Linked DNA regions of Homo sapiens: all the other regions are linked to region 4. A link is a loop called in an ENCODE intact Hi-C map of the cell type or tissue named here. Cell type or tissue: CD4-positive, alpha-beta T cell. All regions are shown on one strand. Region 1 has its middle 7.9 kb from the start of PPP1R1A. Region 2 has its middle 100 kb from the start of DCD. Region 3 has its middle 17 kb from the start of OR9K2. Region 4 overlaps LOC107984515 (a long non-coding RNA gene). Region 5 has its middle 53 kb from the start of NEUROD4.

Region 1 (5,000 bases), 400 kb after region 4:
TCTGTCACCTCGCCTTGTTTATTCCCCTCATTGCATTTCCTATGCTCTGAAATGTTCCTACTTTTACATTTATTCACTTGTTTATATACTTTTTTACCTCACAAAAATGTAAGCTCCATGAAACCTGGGAACGTATCAATCATTATTATTCACTATTTTCTCTCCAGTACCTTGAACAGTAATTACTGGGCAAAGAGTTGAAGTTCGATGAATGAATTTGAATTGAATTCATGAGTGAATTGAATAAACAAATGAATGAATGATCAGTAAAATTAGCTACTTTTTTTTTCCTAGAAAAGAGCAAGTAAGGAACAGCGAGAGGCTAGAAGGGTTCACTCTGACACCCACCCCCGTGTGAGGTAGGGAGCAAAGTCCTCCCCTCTAATGGAAATGGGCACAGGGATGGGGCAGCCGATAAGGGTCACCTTTTCCCAGAGTGGTTAGAAGAAAAGGATGCTGGGAGGGGCTGAGAAGCCTTCTTGCTCAAAAGCCCAGTGCTCTCCCCGCTCACCTCTACAGGATTCCTGAAGAAGTGAGGAGAAGATCACCTGCCCACAGAACCTAACCCAGCATCAGAGGAAGCCTGAAGTGAGGAAGCCTGAAGTGAAGAAGCCTGAAGTAAAGAAGCCTGAAGCTATAGCGCAGAAAGGCCTTCTCAACACATGTTCAGGTAGGGGGACTCCAAAATGGGGACTTTCTTTTATAGGGGGTGGGAAAGGGTCTTATCAAAAAAACAATGTCCCCCTTCACTCCCAAACTTCCTACACAGAATATGGAGTTCCTTCACAGGGGGGTAGGAAGAGGGTCAGGACAGCCTCCATAGAGCCCTCCGCAAGTCCTCCCTTACCCAAGGAGACAGAACAGTTGAGGCCTCAGATTATAAGGCTCTAGATTAGCAAAGCACTTATTCTTTCTCCTGTTAGCTCCTTCTCTCCTGTCCCAGGGGCCCTTTTCCTTCAAGTGGAATCACAGAATCTTTCACTTATAGACTGATGCATAATTTCAGAACAACCCAGGATTCTGAAGCATTGATTTGGAAAGAGCCCCCAGACAGTTTTTGCCTGGATCCCTCCATCAGCAGAGAACTCCTTCTGCATAAGGTAGCTTCCTCCAGGCCCTGGTGGCTTAGATGGGGCCTTCTGCCTCCCTGCCAGTCAAACTTGTCTCCCTCTAACTTGTTCAGCCTGGTGGAGCAGCACAGGTACGTGGGTTCTTATTTCCACATGACAACCCTTAAAACATCTAAAGACAATCATTTTAATAATAAATAATACCATTTAATGAGAACTAACAAGGAAGTGTGCTAAGAGTTTTGTGTATATTATCCCATTCAATACTTGAAACATCTCTAAGATGTAGGAATTATTATTATTCCTATTTCTTCGATAAGGAAATAAGATCAGAGAAGTAAAGCAACCAGCCCAAGGTCACTGGAGTATTGGAAGAATCAGGATTTGTTCCAAGGCCGGACTGACTCCATCCAAAGCCCATGCTCTCACTCCCTCTATTATGCCAAGCTCACCCACCCGGCTACACAACATCGAATCTTCTTTTCTCCCAGCTAAACAACATCGAATCCTTCAAGTGTTGCTTCTCTGAAGAGTTCAAGACTCCCATCCCCCTCCATTTCTTCCAATAACCTCTAAGTTCAATAGAATCCTTGCAGCCCCAGAGCCTCAGACCCTCTTTCTGGAAACTGGGAGAGGAAAAGGAAGCTCTTCTTCTGCTAAGGTGTCTCCCCAAGGGTCCCCCAAGACCCCAGTCTCCCCTTAGTCTCCAAACACTGCCGTAGCCACCACTCTTTGCTACCCTCTCTCCGCCTCCCTTGCTAATTTCACCTCCCTTGTCCACCAGAATTCTGTCAATCTGCTTCCCCCTTATTCTCACATTATTCTTCCTGTAAGTCCTACTCAACTTTAAATTAAAAAAAAAAAAAGCCTAACTCCAATTCGCCCTCCTCTGCAAGCCTTCTCTGGTTCCTTCAGGCTGCCCCTTCCTCAATGCTCCCAAAGTCCTTATTTCTGCCTCTACAACAGCAGTTACTATTTTGCAGCTCTCAGTGTCTGTTCACAAGTCTCCCTCACCAGCTTGGCTTCTCCAGGGCAGAGAGTATGGCTTTGATCTCTGCACTCATTGCAACACAGGTGCTTAGTACACGGCTGTTAGCATCCAATGCAGACTGATTCATTTTTGATACTTCAAAAAGGAAGAATGGTGGTTAGACTGCAGAGAGCCAGGAAGTGGGGCTAATGCCAGGGAACTGATTGAGATGCCATGAGAGCTGAGCCCCAGCACCTGGGGGACATGTGGCGTCTGGAGATTGAATGAAATAATCTAGCACCAATGAGTCCAAGGAGGGAAGCAGGGTTTTAAGCAGGATCTGCTGCCCTCTGCTGGCCATTCCACCTCTGGGATGGAATGTTTGTTTTGTGTCCAGCTTTCCCTGACAAAGAGAAGCGAAGTTGCTAGTATAGACTTAGAGCCTGACACCCCTCCCTCCTGGCACAGTCTTAAACCCAGTTCCTTTTGTAAAAGGATATAAAAGTATAATTTCCAGGCACCAAGATACAACAAAGGAAATTTCAAACCGAGGCACCAAATCATCATGTGAAAAATTTTAAAAACTAGTTTCTGACCCCCTCAGCCAGATCAAGAATATAAAAGAGGGTCATAGTATGGAGGAGAGGGAGGATTCTGCGAGGAAGAAATGTATGGAGAAAACTGCTGTTAGCCCCATCCCCTCCCTCCCAAGGAAGGAGAGAGGCGCCTACTCCCTTACAGCAAACCCAGTGAGATGCCTGCACGGGTTACCCGAAGAGCTGAGAATGTGGCCCCCAGCATTGGGAACAGAGTGTTCTGGAGTCTGGGTACTTCCCAGAAGTTTAGAAGGAGAGAGAGGACTGGGGACATGTGAGCATTCCAGCAGAGCTGCTACTGAGACACCCTGCACCACAGGGTTTGCCTAATCAGGGCAGAACCAGCTACGGGCCCCTGAGAAGGAGACAGGTGCATTCCCCTGGGTCCATCTTGGATCCTGTGCAATAGGGCTACCTCAATGAACAAAAGGACCCCAGCAGCTGAGGAAGGAGTCTCAACTCCTGGGACACAGGTGAGGTGAACCCTGAAGACCCAGGAAAACGCCTGTCAGAGAATAATCACCAGAGAACACAGAGAAAGAGCCTGAGGGTGGTATCAGCTGATGGAGGAGGCTGAGTACCAACTGATGGAGGAGGCTGAGTACCAACTGATCTCAAAACTGATCTACCCCTGCCAGTCGGCTCTGCACCACCCCACCCCTCACCAACACACCTCACTCTGAAACAGCTTCTAGTGAGGGCGGGGGAAAGGCCGGGCTAGGGGCAGAGCAGGAGGGAGAGCAGGACAGAGAAGTGGAGCAGAGCCAGCCACTCACTCCCTGCTTTCCCACACAAGCTTCTGACTGAAGCAGGGCCCAGCAGCCTGGAGAAGTGACACTAAATGGTTTCAGGTTTTGATTCATATATTAGCCTGGTTGTTCTAATTTCTGAATAGAGACTATCCCTCACCTGAGAGTGAGCAGCAAGGTTCAGAGGCTTTCCTGGGTTTTCGCCCAGAAGCAAGGAAAACTTTACCCCTATCCACCCCGCAATAAAGTATAAAGGAATGCTGGGAAACAACAAGTATCATGAAACTAAAATGCATCTTGGACTATGTAAGCAAAATGCAACTTCATTTTTTCATCATACGACAAGTTGTGATTGTTCATCACACACGTTACAGTCTCCCCTTCCACTGGGACTAAGTTACAGGGACCCAAAGTTTTCCCTTCCAAGTCCTCCTCTCAGCCTTCTTTTTTCCAGTCTAGACCACCGGTCCTCCCATCTCTTCCCCGTCTTCACCACCAGTAGCCTCCTCTTTAAGGCCTCTTGAGACCAGCCCAACCCCAACCAGGGATTCTGAACACATCCTCGTCTTCTTGGGGAGGGGAGAGAGACAGAAGGCTACTGGCCTCCTATGCCTGCTCTGGCAGGACCCCCTATCCTAATCTTAGAGCACTCACCATCTCCCTGCCCTGTCAGGCACTCTCACCATCTGTAGTAGGTTGATTAGTGTCTCCCAAAAGTTCATGTCCACCCAAAATCTCAGAATACAGAAATAAGGTCTTTGCTAATGTAATTAATTACAATTTCAAGATGAAATAATACTGGATTTGGGGTGGGCCCTAAATTCAATGACTGGTGTCCTTGTTAGAAGAGGAGAGAACACAGACACACAAGAGGGAAGAAGGACCAGGCACAGTGGCTCACACCTGTAATCCCAACACTTTAGGAGGCCAAGGTGGGTGGATCACCTGAGGTCAGGAGTTCGAGACCAGCCTGACAAACATGGTGAAAACCTGTCTCTACTAAAAATACAAAATATAGCCAGGCGTGGTGGAGCACGCCTGTGGTCTCAGCTCCTCGGGAGGCAGAGATTGCCGCGAGGTGAGATCACACCACTGCACTCACTCCAGCCTGGGCCACAGAGCAAGAACTTGTCTCAAAAAAAAAAAAAAAAAAAAAAAAAAAAAAGAGGGAAGAAGGCTGTGTGAAGATAGAGGCAGAAATCAGAGTTATGCTGCCATAAGCCAAGGAACACCAGAGCCACTAAAAGCTGAAAGAGGCACACAGAATTCTTCCCTAAAGGTCTATGGCACTGCTGACACCTTGAATTCAGACTCCTAGCCTCCGGAATTGTGAGAGAATTAATTTCTGTTGTTTAAGCCACCCAGTTAGTGGCACTTTGTTACAGCAGTCCTAGGGACTTCTCACTTCTCACCCCTTCTCCAGCCACAGCAACAAGCAATGGCTAACCCTTGGCAAGAGGGATGCAAGGTTTGGGCTGGGGCTGGGGCCCAGTACCCTCTGCCAAGCCTGGGAGGACGGGGGAAGGAGGACTGGGCTATAACTTTCAAATGACTCCCCTATACACACTCCCCTGCTGAGCAGCCCCAAGAGAAAAGCAGGCATCTGCTCCCCAGT
Region 2 (5,000 bases), 240 kb after region 4:
ATCTACCATTCAAATTAAAATAGTTTTCATAAGATATCCCCCCAAAAAGGAATGTATTTCACTAAAATTATATAAGCATGTCCAAATTTGTTATTCACAGGTTCACTGATTTTATTCCTCAGATTCATAGTATCATTTGCTGGTCTCTGATTGCTGTACAAACTCCTTCCTCACTGTTTCTATTGACAACTGATACCTGACTTATTCTCTAGGAGTGCTGCTCTGAATGATCAAAGCTCAGAACAAGTATGAAGACATGTTTTCAGTGGGTAGAGGCAATGGGGAAATTCTCACTTTGGCTCTTTCTCCTCTAACATTTATAGATTTAAACTGTCATTGTACTAATGTAGTAACTTCTAAAATTCAATCTTGAGCAAGAGCAGAAGGGGGCCATTTAGGCCTGGAGTCAAAGGAGATACTCTGTGGCCCAGCCCAGTGATTCCTAAACATTTACTCACAAGCACCCTAAAAAGATGTGGAAAAACTATATCTCCTCTCGTACATTTTGTAATTGGCATTTAAGATTTTTAAAGAAACTATTTAAGCTTAAATAGTTGCAAGTGATATAACTTCTCGCACATTATAATACTGACATTTTAAATAAAACTGCTACTTCACTCTTTTAAATGTATCCAGCGGAATCTAAATGCCATAGCAATTTGACACCCACCATCAAACATTTTTAAAAGACAAGGTACTTTTAAAGCTAAAAATTTCAGAAGATTCTTTTTTCTTCTTGAACTTGTATTTATATTCTATCCTCCCACAGAATTTTATCCTAATATATATTTGTACTTGAAAGTGTTATTGATTACCTCATCATATTCTTCTGCAATGAACATATGTATATTATTTAAATTTTTCTGTTGCCATAAGTTTCCAAATGCTAAAAATTTACTTCTGATACAATTTTTATTTATTCACTGTTGATCAAAATAGTACATGTAACTTATAAATCCTGACAAATATCAAACATAACATTGGAAATGTATCTCATAGATGGGACTTTCTCCAATTAGTTCATGAAGCTAAGAATGAATGTTACTTAATTATACAGAGTTCAGCATCAAAGCTACTTGTATTTCCTACTTTTATTTGTAAGCACTGACAATATCATTTCAAATAAATCAGTTGACAAAAATAGATAAACGTTTTCAACAATGTAACTCAATTCTTTGAACCCTTTTTAAGTTATATGTTTGAAACATCACATAGACATCTATTACCAAAAAAGTAAAAGTCTATTAGTTGACAAAAAGTTAGACACCACTTGATTTGGAAAATGACTGGTTATTCAGTCGTTAAAGTCATTCACTTTCTTAACACTGGCACCATATTTCAAATATCCCTCTGATGTCTTAGAGATTTTTTTGCATCAGTGTAATGCATCTACACCGTTCTGCATAGGTGAGAAACTTGCTTTTCTTTTTCAAATAGAAGGATAATTGGAAAAGCGAGAAGGGAAAGACACATCAGCAGGATTTCTTGGTTACAGGCTGGTTCTCAGGCAAACAAATTTTAGAAAAGAGTATGTGGAAACTGAGTATCTGGAAATGTATTCCCTTTAAGCTACCAGTAGCAGTATATAGCCAAGGTGTGCATAAGGATTACTGGTATCACAGTTTCCTAGACATCTCTACTTTAGGAACCACGTGCAAGATAATAAGCAGTTCAATCAATCTAATCCAATAACTATTTAATAGCTGGCTACAGGTTGTGAAATAACAGGTTGTAAAAATGTAAAACAAAGAATAAGAAGAACATGATTTGGGCCCTCCCAGAAAGAGGTAGTCGAAAAGCTCTGGAAAGACAAATAGGAGTAGGGACACTAGATGATGAGGATGCGAGGGCTTAAAATACAGCAGATGATGGAGCAAGTACTGGAGGCGTCCACGTGTGCCAGGAAAGTCTGAAAGTGAGGAAGGTGGAAGCTGGTATAGGTGGAAAAAAAAAGATCCTTTGTTTGAATGTGAAATGTGGGATCAGGAGCAGTCTCCCATTAAGAGGTTTTAAAAATATGAGCATCTACAAGAGAGAGACAGACCTCAGTCAAGGAAAGAAAGTAGGGAGGTTGTGCCATTGCACTCTAGCCTAGGCAACAAGAGCAAAACTCCATCTCGGAAAAAAAAAAAAAAAGAAGAAGAAGAAGAAAGTAGGGAGGAAGCAGTTGTTAAAAGGAGTTTGTTAACCACAAACCAAAAAACCTTGCTGCTTTGCTTTTCTTGACTCTTTTGCACATTTATCTTTCTAAGGAGCACTTGCTTAGAAGAAAAATGGCTTGGCCAAGGCAGAATATTCTTTGATTTTTCTGGCATAAAAACCTTCTTGGGAGCTATGGCAGTAATTGTAAATGACATGATGCTGGAAATATCCTTGAGTTCCTTCAAGAGAGAAACAGAATGAGCAGAACAGGTGAGTAAGGCTGTAGGAATGTGATACCATGGTAGTGCCCATAGGTAGCACCAACACTAATGTAGCATCAAGATGCCAGGATTCCCGGAACCACAGGAAGGGAGAAAGTCAGAATTTTAAGCTTCATCTATAGACCCAAAGGGAGAACAAGGAGGCTTCAGTAAATCCCTGGGGTGGGGTAACGATATTAGTGCTTTTGATGCAATTATTTGAAAAATGAAACACTTTATTTCCATCGATAGTTGGATGTGTTTCACCAATAAGCTTTTTTTAATCGACAAATAATGATTGTATATATCTATGGGGTACAGTGTGCTGTTTTGATATATGTATAGATTGTAGAAAGATTAACTCAAGCTGATTAATATATCCATCACCTTCCCTAAATAAGCTTTTGACGTAGGTGCTGAAACTGAAAATGTAACCAGTGCCCAGGGTCTGAGGCAGCTGCAGAGGAAGCCACCCAGATTCCACCCACACCCACCCTCCCCAGAAAGGATTCATGTGGCTGTAATTGGGGAAAAAAAGAAATATTCTTAAAAGCTAATTTCTCTGTAGGATCAGGGTGCAGAATATGCAATTTAGAGACATAACTTTTGTATGGAGATATGAAAATGGGAGGAAAACAAAACCATTCAATAGAGGGCATTTTCTATTACTGGCATTGCATTAAATTGGGCTATACTGCCATCTGCAGGTCACTGTAAAACTGTGCAGTAACGAAACTTAAGACGCTGTATCCAAAAGTAAAATCAGGAAGAATGAACAAGCAGCAGAGATAAACTCCATTGCACTGTGTTCGAATTAACTGATTTCAGTTCTACATGGATATATTAAGTAAGCATCTCTGGAAACATCAAAGAACATGTATAATCAATTGTTTGGTCTCAAGTGAATGTATGTGTAATATTTTTTCACAGCATCAGCTACTTTACCATCTTTGCCATCAGAATAATGGTAGAGTGCAGGCTCTAAGCCAGGCTGCCTGAGTTTGAATCCCAACTTGACAACTAGAAGATCTTGGACAAGTTATGAAACTTTCTCTTGGCCCCATTTTCCTCATCTAAAAAATAAAGGTAATAATAATGCTTAATTCAAAAGATGAGTTTGAGAATCAAGCTAAATTGTACATGTAAATTGTTTAGAATAGTGCCTGGCATATTGTAAGTGATCAATAAATTTTAACTATTATTCTTCCAAGAAGCTGACCATAAGTTTGTTAAACACATGGGATAACAGGAGAAAAAATAAAGGTTAAGAGTCCCAATCCCCCTCACCATCACTCTTGCCCAGAAAAGAGGAATATGCTACGAGTTTATGATTGGTCAGATCCCAGGATGCTATATAGAAAATTGGGATATTAACAGGCCTCTACTTGTGAGTAACACTAATTTAGTTTCTTTTTTTAATTATTATTTCAACAGTTTGGGGAACAGGTGGTGTTTGGTTACATGGATAAGTTCTTTAGTGGTGAGATTTTGGTGCACCTGTCACCCGAGCAGTGTACACTACACCCAATGTGTAGACTTTTATCTCTCACGCCCCCCCACCCTTCCCCCAAGTCCCCAGAGTCCATTATATTATTTTTATGCCTTTGCGTCCTCATAGCTTAGCTCCCACATATCAGTGAGAACACACAATGTTTGGTTTTCCATTTCTGAGTTACTTCACTTAGAATAATGGTCTCCAACTCCAGCCAGGTTGCTGTGAATGCCATTATTTCATTCCTTTTAATGGCTGAGTAGAATTCATATATGTATTCCATGGAATTATATATATTATATAATATATATATAAAATATCACATTTTCTTCATCCACTCGTTCATTGGTGGGCATTTAGGCTGGTTTCATATTTTTGCAATTGCAAATCGTACTGCTATAAACATGCATGTGCAAGTATCTTTTTCATATAATGGCTTATTTCCTCTGGGCAGATACCCAGCAGTGGGATTGCCGGATCAAATGGTAGTTCTACTTTTAGTTCTTTAAGGAATCTCCATACTCTTTTCCACAGTGGTTGTACTATTTTGCATTCCCAGCAGCAGTGAAAAAGTACTCCTTTTTCACCACATCCACGCCTATAATTTTTTTTATTTTTCAGTTATGGCCATTCTTACAAGACTGTAGTATCACACTGTGGTTTTAATTTGAATTTCCCTGATCATTAGTGATGTTGGGCATTTTTTTATATGTTTCTTGGCCATTTGCATATCTTCTTTTGAGAATTGTCTGTTCATGTCCTGAGCCTACTTTTTGATGGGATTATTTGTTTTTTTCATTCTGACTTTGAGTTACTTGCAGATTCTGGATATTAGTTCTTTGTTGGATGCATAGTTTGCGAATATTTTCTCCCACTCTGTGGGTTGTCTGTTTGCTGATTATTTGTTTTGCTGTGCAGAAGTTTTTTGTTTTAATTAAGTCCCATCTCTTTATCTTTGTTTTTGTTGCATTTGCTTTTGGGTTGTTGGTCATGAACTCTTTGCCTAAGCCAATGTCTAGAAGACCTTTTCCTACATTATCTTCTAGAATTTTTATGGTATCAGGTCTTAGATTCAAGTCTTTGATCCATCTTGAGTTGATTTTTGT
Region 3 (5,000 bases), 150 kb before region 4:
GAAAAATATATAAATCATGGACACATTACTTATTATCAAAAAATCTTTATTTTTTAACCTTAAAAATTTAAATAACTTATCTAAAATGTAAAATTTGGGATTTAGAAGATCATTTATTAGTTTTTGTGAATTTCACTAATTTGGAAAGCACAATACCTAAAATACCGTATCAAAATTTATATTTGATGTTAAAAAACTGGTTTTAATAATAAATATTTTCAGGACAACCTTATAGGGATTTGAATAAGCCAATTTGTTCATGATAAATCTCTTCATTTATATACATCCTGCTGTTTCTCTGCTTTTCTGGAGAAGTTTGACTAATACACTTTCATTGCAAAACAAGGAACTTTATTTCATTATTTTTATATACAATAAATAAAAATTACCAACATAAAATAAATAAAAACTATGATCAATAATTTGATGATAAAATAATTAAAAATTAAAATGTAAAGAAAAGCAAAAAAATTGATTTAGACAACAGTAAAAAACATGTAGTGAACTTTTAAGTTCTTTCAAACTATTGCATAAGAAACTCTATTGAACATTTGCATACTTTTTTGAATAAAAAGTAAACAAACAGGCTGGGCGTGGTGGCTCACACCTGTAATCCCAACACTTTGGGAGGCCAAGGCAGGCAGATGGCTTGAGGCCATGAGTTTCATACCAGCTTGGCCAACATAGCAAAACCTAGTCTCTACTTAAAATACAAAATTTAGCCAGGCGAGGTGGTACCTGCCTGCAATCCCAGCTACTTGGGAGGCTAAGGCATGAGAATTGCTGGAACCCAGGAGGTGGAGTTTGAAGTGGGCCAAGATCGCACCTCTGCTGGGCGACAGAGCCAGATGCTGTCTCAAAAAAAAAAAAAAAAAAGAAAAAGAAAAAGAAAAGAAAAGAAAAAGAAAAAGAAAAGAAAGAAAGAAAATAAAAAACATTAATAAATTTAAATCATCTAATTAAATATGTCAGTGGAAAAATGATTTTGTCTTCTTGAATAATGGAGTTATTGAATATAAAAAATATCAGAGAGCATTAAAGGAGCCAGAAAACTTCAAATGTTGATAATAGTTATCAGAAATTTGAAGAGAATTCAGCACTATAGAAATTTTGCTGAAAAAAATTCTTTTGAACACCACATCATGTGATAACTTTTCATTTAATGGGACAACTTTTGTAATGGTTTGGTCTAGTCTAGTTGTTTCACATCAAACTGTGGCTCAGACAGTATTTAGTGGTAAGATGTAAATCCAAAGATTCCCCCAATAATTTGTAAAAATCAATAGATTTGCTAAAAATTTTATCATTCATTAAGCAGTTTACTAAGATCATAAAAGGGACTTTTTATTGATTTACGTATTGATATATAAGCATTTGTATATATCAATTACTGAACAGCTGTTAAATATTTTGATTATAACCCCTTCTGTTAACCACTAAAATCATTCCTCAAAACTCTTCCCATAAAAAACACTTGTCCAGATGGCATCTTGTCAGTTTTTGCAAACCTTCAAGGAGCAGAAAATTTCAACCACCTCTTTAGAATAAAAAGAAGAAAAACTTCACCTTTTAATGATGTAATACAAGCTTGAGTCCAAAAGGTGCCATGGTTATTATGAGGAAAATAAATAATGTTCTGTCTTGATGATGAACATATACACAATTATAAATGAAGTTCAGTGAAACTCCATGAAAATGCACCTCAGAATAAGACAAGTTCAGATATAATGTTACTGGCAAATATTTTCCATTTTCTCTTCATCCCTTTTCTGGAACAGGGATGAAATCTTACAGGAATTATTTTCAGTGAGGGAAAAAAACAAAAGGAGGGGAGGGAAAACAAGGCAGACAGTGTCAGACAACTTTATCTTGGGAAACAAGGAGTTAGAGGGTGGCTCGCACAATTCCATTTATTTTCAACCAATCTTCCTTGCTCAGGGTAATATGGTGGGGATGAAAACCAGGTTTCTTGGAAATAGTTAGATTTCTTACCATTGTGCTCGAAGTTCCATTCTTTACAGTACCCAGAATCTTTAGATTTCATGGCAGTAGACAACAGCCACCAGATGGCAGCAAACTACAATTGAGTACAGGATTTCCTTCTGGAGCCACAACTACCCAGAAATCCTGAGCAGTTCCGCACATCCTGGATCACACCATTTACTTCACAACAAGATCCTTACTCTTAAGGGGAAAAAAATACATTTTGAAACTTTTTTGTTATGTTAAAATAGGATTTAAAATGTAAAAAAGTGTAGTGCATTATGAAAAAGTTGATTATATCTCAGAAATGTAAAGTTGGTTTAATATTAGAAAACCAATTAATATAATTCACCACATTAATAGAAAAAGAGATAAAACTGATTGTATTATCTCAATAGATGCCAAAAAGGCACTTGATATAATCAGAAAGATGCAAAAATAAGTCCACAATGAGATGATGCAATATCATGACCATAATTGTATAAAAACATTTTAAAATATGATTGCTACCAGCTATTGGCAAGGATATCAATCAATGTGGCATGTAATATGATGATGATAGGAACTAAATGATTTGTTATTATCTTCTAAAATTAAGAAATGCCCTATGGTTCTGCATAGTTTATGCATATATATGTGTGTATACATATGAGTCAGAAAACAGTGGTATGATAACATCAATGCCCTGAGACAAATAGCTTTACACCTAATGTTGTATATCTGTTGTGGGGGAAAGCATTTCAAATTGGTAAAAAAAAGGATTTCAAATAAATAAATAAGGAAAACTTATGAGCAAGTATCATTTACCAATGCAGCTTTAAACATACGTGTATCAGAAGGGATGATTACCCTAAAAAGAATATGTGAGCTCAAGAATAAATATTCTGTTAAAATGTTAAGCATTTGATGAATATGTAATATATTTCATACATATGTATACACACATATATATGCATAAACTATGCAGAACCATAGGGCATTTCTTAATTTTAGAAGATAATAACAAATCATTTAGTTCCTATCATCATCATATTACATGCCACATTGATTGATATCCTTGCCAGTAGCTGGTAGCAATCATATTTTAAAATGTTTTTATACAATTATGGTCATGATATTGCATCATCTCATTGTGGACTTATTTTTGCATTTTTCTGATTATATCAAGTGCCTTTTCGGCATCTATTGAGATAATACAATCAGTTTCATCTCTTTTGGGAATTCAGCCATCAGTCTAAGTTTTCCTTTACTAAACTTATCTTTATTTTGTCTTTCCTTCTGGCTTCTTCTCTTTGTCTTTGGTATTGTGCGTTTTCACTATGGTACATTTTTTGTAGTGTACCTTCTGTTTGGCATCATTTTACCAACCCATATTCTCTTTCTTTAATTCCATCATTTCCACTGGACATATTGCAGACTCTCTAACACTATTGGTATCATCTATCTCTGTCTCTTTTTGCTGTTTTTTTTTTTCAAGTATCCTAATTCTTTCTTCAGTTATCCTTCATCTGTATTTACATTTTCAATTTTAAGGTAAACTTTGTTTTACTATTAAGCTTTTAATTTTACTTTTTTTTGTTTCTAGAAGTTGTACTTATTTTTTAATCTGGTCATATATTTTAGTTTCTTTTTCTTACCAATGCTAACGTGTTTAAAGGAAAGGAAATTTTTCATGTTTTTTTATATATTTCTATTTATTTATTTGGTCAAATGATACTTCTAAGGTCTTTGGGAAATTGCCACACTGTTTTCCATGATAGCTGAACTAATTCACATTCTCATCAGCAGTGAATAAGCCTTCCCTTTTCCCCACAACCTCTCTGGCATCTATTTTTTGACTTTTTAGTGATAGACATTTGGACTAGTATAAGATGGTATCTCATTGTGGTTTTCATTTGCATTTCTCTACTATTTCTCTAATAGTAGTGTTGAGCATTTTTTCATATGCTTATTGGCTATGTGTATGTCTTCTTTCAAAAAGTGTTCTTCATGTCTTTTGCCCACTTTTTAATGGGGTTATTTGGTTTTTGCTTGTTAATTTGTTTAAGTTCCTTATAGATGCTGGATATTAGAACTTTGTCAGATGCATAGTTTCTCCTATTCTGTAGGCTGTATGTGTACTCTGTTGACAGTTTCTTTTGCTGTGGAGAAGCTCTCTACTTTGATTAGGTCCCATTTGTCAATTTTTTATTTTGTTGCAATTGCTTTTGGCATTTTGTAATGAAATCATTGCCAGGGCCTATGTCCAGATTGGTATTTTCTAGGTTATTTTCATTTTCCAGGATTTTTATAATTTTAGGTTTTACATTTAAGTCTTTAATCCATCTTGAATTTATTTTTGTAGATGGTATAAGAAAGGGGTCCAGTTTCAATCTTCTGCATATGGCTAGCCAGTTATCCCAGCATCATTTACTGAATAGGGACCCCTTTTCCCATTGCTTGATTTTGTTTATTTTGCCAAAGATCAGATGGTTGTGGGCATATGACTTTATTTCTGGGCTCTCTATTCTGTTCCATTGGTCTATGTGTCTGTTTTTGTACTGGAACCATGCTGTTTTGATTACTGTAGCCTTGTAACATAGTTTGAAATTGAATAACCTGATGTCTCCAACTTTGTTACTTTTGCTTAATATTGCCTTGCTATTTGAGCTCTTTTTTGGTTCCATATGAATTTTAAAATAGTTTTTTCTGATTCTGAGAAGAATATCATTGGTAGTTTGATATGGATAGCATTGAATCTGTAAATTGCTTTGGGAAGTATGGGCATTTTAACAATATTGATTCTTCCTATCCATGCACATGGAATTTTTTCCATTTGTTTGTGTCATCTCTGATTTCTTTCAGCAGTGTTTTGTAATCCTTGTGATAGAGATTATTCACCTCCCTGGTTAGCTGTATTCCTAGGTATTTTATTCCTTTTGTGGCTATTGTGAATGGGATTGCATTCTTGGTTTGGCTCTCAACTTGAATATTGTTAGTGTATTAAAATGATACCTATTTTTGTACAGTGATTTTTT
Region 4 (5,000 bases):
TGCCTGCCTTGAAGGGTTGCTGTGAGATTTACACGAGAGGATGTACAGAGAAACAACCAGAAGAGAGATGGGTGAGTTGGAAGAGCTTAATGTATGTTTCTTTTCTCCCATATTCTAATGTTTTCCAAATTTAATCCAGAGCTGTTAGGTCTCTGCACTTATGATTGTGCTGGTTGTTCCTTGCACAAGGGAATCTGCCCAAAGGAACAAATCCATCCAAAATGTGTGATCTGAGCCTGGGCTGCACTGGCCTGATAGGAGGACATCACCAATCTACCAAGATTCGTATGTGCTAGACTCAAGGTTAAAAGATTACCTGGAGCAGGTCAGAACTTGGGTACCAGAGTCCCAGACAAAAGGAAGGCCTAGGCTGGGTGCGGTGGCTCACACCTGTAATCCCAGCACTTTGAGAGGCTGAGGCGGACAGATCACTTGAGGTCAGGAGTTCGAGACCAGCCTGGCCAACATGGTGAGACCCCGTTTCTACTAAAAATACAAAAATTAGTTGGGTGTGGTGGCAGGCGCCTGTAATCCCAGCTACTCGGAAGGCTGAGGCAGGAGATTTGCTTGAACCCAGGAAGCACAGGTTGCAGTGAGCTGAGATCGCACCACTGTACTCTAGCCTAGGAGCCAGAGCGAGATTCCATCTCAAAAAATAAAACAAACCAAAAAAAAAAAAAAAAAAAAAAGGAAGGTCTACAATGTGTCAGAGTTGAAGATAGTAAAATCACACACTCACAGTTTCTAGGGTGACATTTCTAAACATGGTTCTGATTTTATCCTATCCAGCTCAATATATTTTTGATGACTCCCAACTCTTAAGAAGATAAAATACCAAAACTAGTAGGTGAGAGTTGAAAGCTTAATAAGGAATAGGATATTGACATAGTTTGAAAATATTTAAAAGTACTTTTTAATTTAAAAAGGAAAATTATAAATTTACAGTGGAAAAAAAGAATACCACATTATATTACCAATAATAGGAAAACTGATACTACATACTTCCTGATGTGATGCACTGGGGAGACATCATCACATGTAGTAATCCTGACAAAATTGTCTAACGCAGATTGAATCACATGAACTGCAGACAAATCAAATTGAGAGATGCTCTACAGAATAGAAGGACTATACTCTTTAAAAATATCAACATCAAGTACACCATGGACACAAAGCAGGAAGCAACTTTGGGTCTACTTGAGGGTAATGAGTGGGAGGAGGGTGAGGATCAGAAAACTACCCATTAGGTACTATGCTCATTACCTGGGTGATGAAAGAATGTGTACAGCAAACCCCGCAACACCCAATTTACCCATGTAACATGTACCCCTGAACCTAAAACAAAAATTGGAAAGGAAAAAAATTCAATTTCCATGAAAGATAAAGAAAAGTAGAGAAAGAATTTCAGATTTAAGGAGACAAAAGAGACATGAAAACTATATGCAGTGTGTGATCCTACATATTATTTGGAAAACAATAAAGTCTGTAAACTAGATGATTGTATCAATGTTATTTTTAAAATTTTGATAATTATACTATAGTTATGAAAATTATTGTCTTTAATTTTAAGAGGCAAAGGGGCATAATATCTACAACTGATTCTCAAAATGTTGGGAAAAAATACATTATAATAAAGCAAAATATTAACAATTTTAAGTCAGAGTGACAGGTGTACAGAAGTTCTCTATTTCAAAGGAAAACTGTTAAAGTTAAAACAAATTTCATAACCCAAAATATGGTATTCAAGATTTCTTAGATCTAAACTTAATTTAGGTTAATTATCTTAGGTTCCACTCACTCTTTCTCATAACACAACTCACAGTATAGCCATGCTGAGCTACTTGATTTTTCCCAAACATACCCTATACTTTTCCATCTTGGTATTTATGCTCACTCAAATCTCTCTGTGAGTACAGACTACTTTTTACTCCTTAACCTTTTGAAATTCTATTCAACCCTGAAAACTGTTTAATTTAAAATGAGCAATCTGGCCGGGCATGGTGGTAGTTCATACCTGTAATCCCAGCACTTTGGGAGGCTGAGGGGGGAGAATTGCTTGAGCCCAGGAGTTTGAGACCAGCCTGGGCAACTAAGTAAGATCCTGTCTCTACAAAAAAATTAGCCAGGCATGGTGGTGGTGCCTAGTCCCAGCTACTCGAGAGGCTGAGGTTGGAAGATCTTTGGAGCCCAGGAGGTCGAAGCAGCAGTGAGCCATCACTGTGCCACTGCACTCCAGCCTGGGCCCTGGGGAGACCCTGTCTCCAAAGACGAAAAAGAAATCCAAAAAAATAAAAGGAAGAAATCTTCGATTGCTTATTCAGCTCCTAAATTCGTTCAATCTCCTGTGATACAAATCAGACAAACAGGGGTTGTCCAGATACTCCATAATTGGGTTAATTCATCAGTCTGGGTTAGACAACCTCCTGGGCAGTGGGCTAATCTGAGATTTCCACCTATGTAACTGTGAGATTAAAGAATGGGTATAGGCTGCCACCTGGTGGTCATTAGGAGTACAGTCTTGAGCTGCATAACAATATTCTGATCAAGGATGGACCGCATATACCACAGTCTCGTAAGATTATAATGGAGCTGGAAAATTCCTATCACCTAGTGACGTCGTAGCCATGGTAATGTGGTAGCACAATGCATTACTCACGTTTACTTGCATGTTTGTGTTGATTGCTCGTGTAAACAAACACTGCGTGCCAGTCATATAAAAGTAGAGTACATACATCTACGTATAGTACATATTTAATAATGATAATAAACAACTGTTACTGGAGTAACAGTTTTTGTATGTAGTTTATGTATTTACTGCATTATACTTTTATGTATAGTGCTCTGTACCTATACATATACTAAACTGCACTATACTTTTATGTATAGTTTATGTATAGTTATGTATAGTTTATGTAGTTTATGTGTTTACTGCACTATACTTTTTATTGTTGTCTTACAGTGCACTACTTCTACTTGTTTAAAAAGTGAACTGTAAAGCAGCCTTAGGCAGGTCCTTCAGGACCTCTTCCAGAAGGCATCGTCCTCATAGGGAGATGACAGCTCCATGCCCCTGAAGACCTTCCAGTGGGATAAGATGTGGAGGTGCAAGCCAGTGATATTGATTATCTTGACCCTGTGTGGGCCAAAAGTAATGTGTGTATTTGTGTCATAATTTTTTTAAAAAGTTTAAAAAGTAAAATAAAATAATTTAAAAATTAAAAAAGCTTATCAAATAAGGATATAAATAAAATATTTTTGTACAGCTGTACAATGTGTGTTTTCAGCTAAGTGTTATTAACAAAAAAGTCAAAAATTTAAAATTGTATAAAATAAAAAAATTACAGTAAGTTAAGGTTAATTTATTAATGAAGAGAGAAAAATATTTTTAAGTAAGTTTAGTGTAGCTTAAGTGTCCAGTGTTTATAGAGTCTACAGTGATGTACAGTAATGTCCTAGGCCTTCACGGTCACCTGCACCCACTCACTCACTCACCCAGAGCAACTTCGAGTTCTACAAGCCACATTCATGGTAAGTGTCCTATACAGGTGTACCATTTTTTATCTCTTATACTATATTTTTATTGTACTGTTTCTATGTTAAGATGTGTTAAGAGCTACAAACACTTCCCACTGTGTTCCAATTGCCTACAGCATTCAGTACAGTAACATGCTGTCCAGATTTGAAGCCGAGGAGGAATAGATTGCATCATATAGCCAAGGCGTGCAGTAGGCTATACCATCCGGGTTTGTGTAAATGCACTCTATGATGTTCACACAAGGACGCATTTCTCAGAGCATGTCCCCGTCACTAAGTGATGTATGACTGTGTAACAGGTTGGGGGTTCATCTGTGAAGACAGAGGTTTGCAGGGTGGGAAAAGTCAGAAAGAGACACAATCTTACTTAATTCATCTATGGATCACAATATCCACTTTTGAGATTGTTTTCAGGATTCAAGTTAAGATATATTAGTCATTTTTCGCAGAGTATTCACTCATTAAATGATAGTATTATTAGAAATATAAAACATTACACTGGGAAGAACCCTAAAGACAGTTTATTTTTACTTCCTCATTTTACATTTAAGGACTCTGAAACCCAGAAAAGAAGCAGAGTAAGGCCTAAAGGACAGGATTTTTTACTTCTCACTCCTTAACGCATAGGTCAAAAGGGACAGGTTCAGTGTAAGTATAGGGAAAATTATAATATGTAGCTGTGGAGCACTTTAAGTCATTTAAATCTCCTTCACTCCCACTTTCTCAGTTGTTCCTACCTTCTAAGGGAGGCAGGACAGGCTATGGGAGCAGGATGAGTGTTGCCAGGCCAGGTGCCTGAGAAAGATGAGATGTTTCCTCCAGTGGGTGGACAAGAGAAGTTGCCTTTTGCAGTTTGGGTGGGTGGTTACACTTCAGTTTCACTTTCTCTTGCATGTAAATCATTTCCCTCAGATTCTCTCTCTGCTTCTCTCTGATTCAGTGTCTCTTCTCTCTTTTCCTCCTCCACCTCTTCCTCCTACTCTTTCTCAAACCTAACAGAGAGAACTCTCCTTGGATCTGACACTCCTGCGCGCGCGGAACATACTCTGGGGTGCCACATGGACCATCTCGCCACCTGCAGATATCCCTCTGATCAGAAGGCCGCAGTTGTCCCATTTCCTCTGATTAACTGACACTACACTGAGGAAACACTTAACATCTTTCCAGAAACCTTGGTCTATCGTTCTGCAGTTCATTGCTGGGTTCTGCCCCACACCCTCTTCTGCTTTGACCTGTGTCCACCGCGCACCAGGGTCTCCAGTCTCCTGTGGACAGCGAGTGCAGTCTGACTTTGGTAGAGTGGCCTCAGACTTCAGCGCCTCCCCTTTGTGGAGGTGAGAGAAGAACCTAGGCTCTTAAAAAAAAATCTGCCCCTTCCTCCAATCTGTGACCTCCTGCCCCTTTCTCACAATAACCCATGTTTTCATGTTCTACCTCTAATCTCTAACCCCATATTCATTCACCCT
Region 5 (5,000 bases), 80 kb before region 4:
TGTTTACCTATGTAACTAACCTGCATAGCCTGTACATGTACCCTGAAACTTAAAATAAAAATTAAAATTAAAAAAAGAAATTGATTATTCTTTTTTAATTATGAAGAATAAATCATTTTATTAATTGAATCCAAGGTCTGTTATTCATGTTAAATATATCCTTTAGAAGTAATATTAGAAGAGGTGGCTAAATAATTTTGTCAATTGAGATTGCCCAGAAGCTTCTTCAGTTTTAGAAGTTGGAGAAGATGAGTTAAACCCAATAAAAGTCACTGGTTAGTGATTTATAGACAATGTCAAGTAGTCTATGAATCATTTAGGGGGTTTGAATTGGAACTCTACATATAGAAAAAACATGTCTCCTAGTCTCCCAATCACTAGTGCTCTTAGAACTTCTCTTTCATCATTTAACAATTGCAACTACAACACAAAAACTTTCTTCATTTTCAGTCCTATCCAACAAACCCAGAATCTCCCCACTGGGATTTATTATATTCATACTGTTTCTAGGCAGAAAATAGTTTTCATTAAGATGTAAATTTAATGAATTTCTGAGCAACTTGTTTCTGCTCCATTTGGCATGGTGCCTTGCCGGCTTAGTCCAGGTGCTTCCTAATCGTCATAAAAGTGGAAACAAAGAGCCGAAGACCAGCTTTAAGCAAATGTTTTCTGTTAGACTTTTCAACCTGCCAATAACTTTTTCATGTTGTTTGCTTTTTATCAAAGCAATTGGGAAAAAAAATAGAATTCCATGATCTTTAGATGAATAGATGTTTATTTTAAATTTAGGAAGTCCCTCACCATCTCATTATTTTTATCCCTAGCTCAAACATGAATGGAAACATGCTTAAGAACAGCCACGCTGATTGAAAATTTGTAAGAATTATACATAAAACATACATATGTGAACAATTTCAAACAAAAAGGGAACACAGAAGACTAAACATGACACTTAAGGAGAAAATACAGTGACATGTTATAGAAAAAATTAGAAATATCTACAATACAGAGAGATCTGGAAAACCCTTCAGAAATAAACAGCAGATGATCTTAAAAGAAGAATGATGTTGCCATTTGATTTCTTAAAGGTTGCACTGAAAGAATTGAGTCAAGAAGTTAGAATCTAAAATTTTATAACGTAAGTGTAAGGATATCATAAAAATATTCTCAGATAAACAAAGCCTAAGAAACTGTACCACAATAAATGTAACTTTTAAGAATTCTTGGAAGAAGCATAAAGCAGTAGAATAACATAATGAATAAGTTTAAAATCCAGCTCCTCCATTTGATAGCTCTGTCATTGATGACCTCAGGTAAGACATTTAACCTCCTTAAACTTTAATTTCGTCATCTTTAAAGCAGGAACAATGATAGTACATATCCCAGAGGACTATGATGATTAAATAGATTAATGTGGCCAGGCGCAGTGGCTCATGCCTGTAATACCAGCACTTTGGGAGGCCAGGGTGGGTGGATCACCTGAGGTCAGAAGTTCGAGACCAGCCTGCCCAATACGGCGAAACCCCGACTCTACTAAAAATACCAAAATTAGCCAGGCGTGGTGGCATGCTCCTGTAGTCCCAGCTACTTGGGAGGCTGAGACAGGAGAATTTTTTGAACCCAGGAGGTGGAGGTTGCAGTGAACTGAGATCACGCCACTGCAGTCCAGTCTGGGCGACAGAGCAAGACTCCATCTCAAAAATAAATAAATAAATAAATAAATAAATAAATAAATAAGATTAATGTATTTCATACTTTTATAAGACTACAGAAACAACAGTAAGCATTCTATTAGTGTTGTCTACTAAAACCTTTTGACATCATATTCAATGGTGAAAAGAAGATAAAGGCATACAGATTGGTCAAGAAGAAGTTTAAATTTCCTTATTCAAAATTACATAATTTTGCATATAGAAAATCCTAAGGATCTAGCCCCCTTACCACCCTCAAAAAACTGCTAAAACCGAAAGATAAATCTAAAAAAATCTTGGGATACAAAATTAATATATAAAAATCAATTTATTACTATATACTAACAACAGAAATTGTAAAATTAAATTTATTTTAATATTAAAAGTACCATTTATAATATCAAAATAAAGGTATAAATTTTATCAAGGATGTTTAATATTTCTACATTTAAAACTACAAAATATTGCTACAAAAAAATCTAAGTAAATGAAGATATCCTAAGGATTCCAAATTTTAAAAGAATGTGTTCCTTTGGGTGAAAATAACAACATATTGTAGGAAAATAAATCAGAGATTTTCCTAGTAAACTAGTGCATGCGGACAACTCAAACTACCGCAAGGTGGCAGCACATCCCCATGATAGCACCATCAATACTTGGCCTAGTCAGTGGTGAAAAGTCATGATGGGCTTCTGAGAGGATGTTCCTATTAAATCCTAAGTATTCGATCTACAAAGAACTAGGATCTTTTGATCAATTGAGCCCACATTTTCCTTCAGAGTCCAAAGAGGAAACTGAATTTCTGAAAATGTAGGCGACTTATCAAAGGTCAAAAATAGTTCATGACAGAACCAGGATTAGAACCTGATCTTTTAGTTTCCAGGGCAGCTCCTTCACAGTATTATAAACATTCACTGTGGCCTTTCTCTATCCCAGATCCTCTAGGGACTGTTATTTCTAAGAGAAATGATACGGTGGAATAACAAAATATGTAAACTAAGTAGTGAGCAAAATTTTTGCTTAGGTCCTCCTGATAGAGGCAGGAGGCAGAGAAATTCTAGGCAGACGGGGCGGGTCCCCGGTGAAAACCCACCTTCATGCCAAAGTGGCCTGAGACCTGCAGCCCAAAGTGAGAACTTCCATTCCTCTTTGCCCACTCTCTCCCAATTGGCTCTTTCTGAGTAATGTCTTTTTACCAGTCAAACATGGCCTTTTCCAAAACTACCTATGGCCTGCCCCCACTCCCATCCTGTGCTTATAAAGACCCCAGACTCAGTCAGTAGAGAAGAGAGGCAGCTTGACTTCACTGAGGTGGCTTGACTTCAGGGAATAGCTGGCTGGACTTCGTGAAAGAGCCAGCCGGACTTTGGGGGAAAGACTACCTGCTTGTCCCATCCCCTGTCCAGCTCCCCTGTCCACTGAGAACAATTTCCATCACTTAATAAAATTCTCCGCCTTCACCATCCTTCAAGGCTAACCTCATTCTTCTTGTCCAGCATCCAAGAGCTCAGAACCCACTGAGTGCAGGTACCCAAAAAAGGCTGCCACATTGGCTCTTTGCCCTTGCCAGCAGAGGGCAGCCACCCCACACAATGAGGCAACGGGCCAACCGAGCTGCTAAGACACTGCTGTCTGCAGATGGCAGAGCTATGAGAGCACTGCAAACATGCCCTCTGGGGTTTTGGGGTGGCAGGCACCCCCACCTGGGCACCACTGCAGGCTCCACACTGAGCTTGCTCCTGCTGGTGCCCAAAGCAGCTGGCTGGATCCCACTCACTTACTCACATGCTCTCTCTCACAAAGGGTTGAGTGTGGTGGGCCAAGTAAACAGGGCACCCCTGTCATTAGTCTGACAAAGGGGCTGAGAAAAATCCTGCATCACTCCAGACCTTTTTCTAGTTCCAGCTCTCCCTGACCTAACACTCTCCTTTCAGTATCTTCCCATTTCCTACCCCCTTTCCCACAACAAAATAGGAGATATTCTGATATCAAGAGCCTTATTCGTATTTTGGCTGAACTTCATTTGTTTATTTTGATGATAAAAGGAATGGATATCTCTCACGTTTAAGTAATATTGGGCTATAGAAGTAGATAAACCTTTTACTTGACCTTAAAGTCAGATTCTCATTAAAGCTGAACCCAGTCAGGTAACTAAATATTCTGGTTTTCCTGGGCCTGAGAGGTTTCTCAGTTCTAAAACAGGGAAAGTTCTGAGGTGGGCAACCAGGATGGTTGGTCACCCTAGCTCATTTATGTGAAACTGGGGTTTGTGGTGTGATGTACAACATGATGGACCAGACAAAACAAAATGCATCTGACCATCCCTTTTTGTACCTCTTGCCATCTCTCACTTCACTTCAGCCAACATATATAGGACTACTAAATGTAAGGCTCTGCTATGGTTTGAATGTTTTTGTCTACTCCAAACTCATGTGTTGGAAACTTAATCATCAATGTAACAGTGTTGGGAGGTGGCACCAAATGGGAGGTGTTTAGGTCATGAGGGCTCAGTCCTAATGAATGAATTAATGTTGCAATAAAGGAGCTTTTGGAAGTGGGTTCCCCTTCTGCTCTTCTGCCATGTGAGGAACAGTGTTCCTCCCCTCTGGAGGATGCAGCATTCAAGGCACCATCTTGGAAGCAGACACCAAGCCTGCCAGTGTCTTGACCTTGGACATCCCAGTCTCCAGAACTGTAAGAAATAAATTTCTCTTCTTAATAAGTTTCCCCAGAATACACTATAATGTATTCTGTTACAGCAACAAAAAACTAATCAAGACACACACTGTGCTAGGCCACAGGAATTCAAGGATGAAATATAGTATCCCTACTCTGAGTAGGGTAGCAAATTTTTGCACAAATATGATTCCTGGACAAAATTTTTACTAAATCTGCTTTAGGAAAATTCTCATATCAACCTGGCTTATTTTACAAATACAGTAAATCAAATATGTATATACCCTTTTGTGCCTATTTCTAACAAAACATAGTCATTTTTTTCAAAACTGTAGATAGCTTGTGATAATAGCTAACTTCTGCCAACTCCTTACCAATTTTCTGGAATTCTGCTCTCTGTCTGACTCTAATAACTCTTTGAGGGAAAATCTGTTATTGTCCTCAGGCTTCAAACCAGTAAATTGAGGACTAAATAAGAAAAGTACAATTAATCAAGGACAACATCATACAAATAACAGTGGGAAAAGTAGGTTTCAAGCCCAAATCTGTTGACTCTAAAGCCTATGCCCTCACCCACTCCACTGTACCACTTCTCATCTAGAGGGGATCTTGTTCTGTCAAAAACTTTCTGCA

What was found. A loop is a pair of places that touch in the nucleus more often than their neighbours do. Peaks named below come from ENCODE experiments on the same cell type or tissue, not always from the same donor. Only the 100,000 strongest peaks of a DNase experiment are listed, where the experiment ranks them.
Region 1: it touches region 4 in a loop (2.2-fold over the local background); 2 of 110 quality-filtered maps call a loop at or near these places.
Region 2: a loop joins it to region 4, with 2.7 times the contacts of the local background. A loop is called at or near these places in 7 of 110 quality-filtered maps.
Region 3: a loop joins it to region 4, with 9 times the contacts of the local background. A loop is called at or near these places in 52 of 110 quality-filtered maps.
Region 5: a loop joins it to region 4, with 11 times the contacts of the local background. A loop is called at or near these places in 107 of 110 quality-filtered maps.

The regions. Positions count from the first base shown.
Region 1 is chr12:54,594,022-54,599,021 of GRCh38, reverse strand. No RefSeq gene overlaps it. Among named protein-coding and RNA genes, the nearest start is that of PPP1R1A, 7.9 kb to the right of the region's middle. In CD4-positive, alpha-beta T cell, CTCF peaks have their summits at 2,223 and 2,429 (motif pointing left); a DNase peak (open chromatin) is centred at 2,391; H3K27me3 peaks cover 197 bases.
Region 2 is chr12:54,747,493-54,752,492 of GRCh38, reverse strand. No RefSeq gene overlaps it. Among named protein-coding and RNA genes, the nearest start is that of DCD, 100 kb to the right of the region's middle. In CD4-positive, alpha-beta T cell, CTCF peaks have their summits at 2,905 and 3,107 (motif pointing left); a DNase peak (open chromatin) is centred at 3,102.
Region 3 is chr12:55,140,524-55,145,523 of GRCh38, reverse strand. No RefSeq gene overlaps it. Among named protein-coding and RNA genes, the nearest start is that of OR9K2, 17 kb to the right of the region's middle. In CD4-positive, alpha-beta T cell, CTCF peaks have their summits at 1,879 and 2,081 (motif pointing right); a DNase peak (open chromatin) is centred at 2,083.
Region 4 is chr12:54,990,917-54,995,916 of GRCh38, reverse strand. The region is part of intron 1 of LOC107984515 (a long non-coding RNA gene); the gene reads right to left. Among named protein-coding and RNA genes, the nearest start is that of TESPA1, 8.7 kb to the right of the region's middle. RefSeq lists enhancers at 3,805-3,854, 4,515-4,704. In CD4-positive, alpha-beta T cell, CTCF peaks have their summits at 2,303 and 2,507 (motif pointing left); DNase peaks (open chromatin) are centred at 2,546, 3,766 and 4,396; H3K4me3 peaks cover 1,241 bases; H3K27ac peaks cover 1,555 bases.
Region 5 is chr12:55,070,562-55,075,561 of GRCh38, reverse strand. No RefSeq gene overlaps it. Among named protein-coding and RNA genes, the nearest start is that of NEUROD4, 53 kb to the right of the region's middle. In CD4-positive, alpha-beta T cell, CTCF peaks have their summits at 2,054, 2,268 (motif pointing right) and 3,259 (motif pointing right); DNase peaks (open chromatin) are centred at 2,331 and 3,281.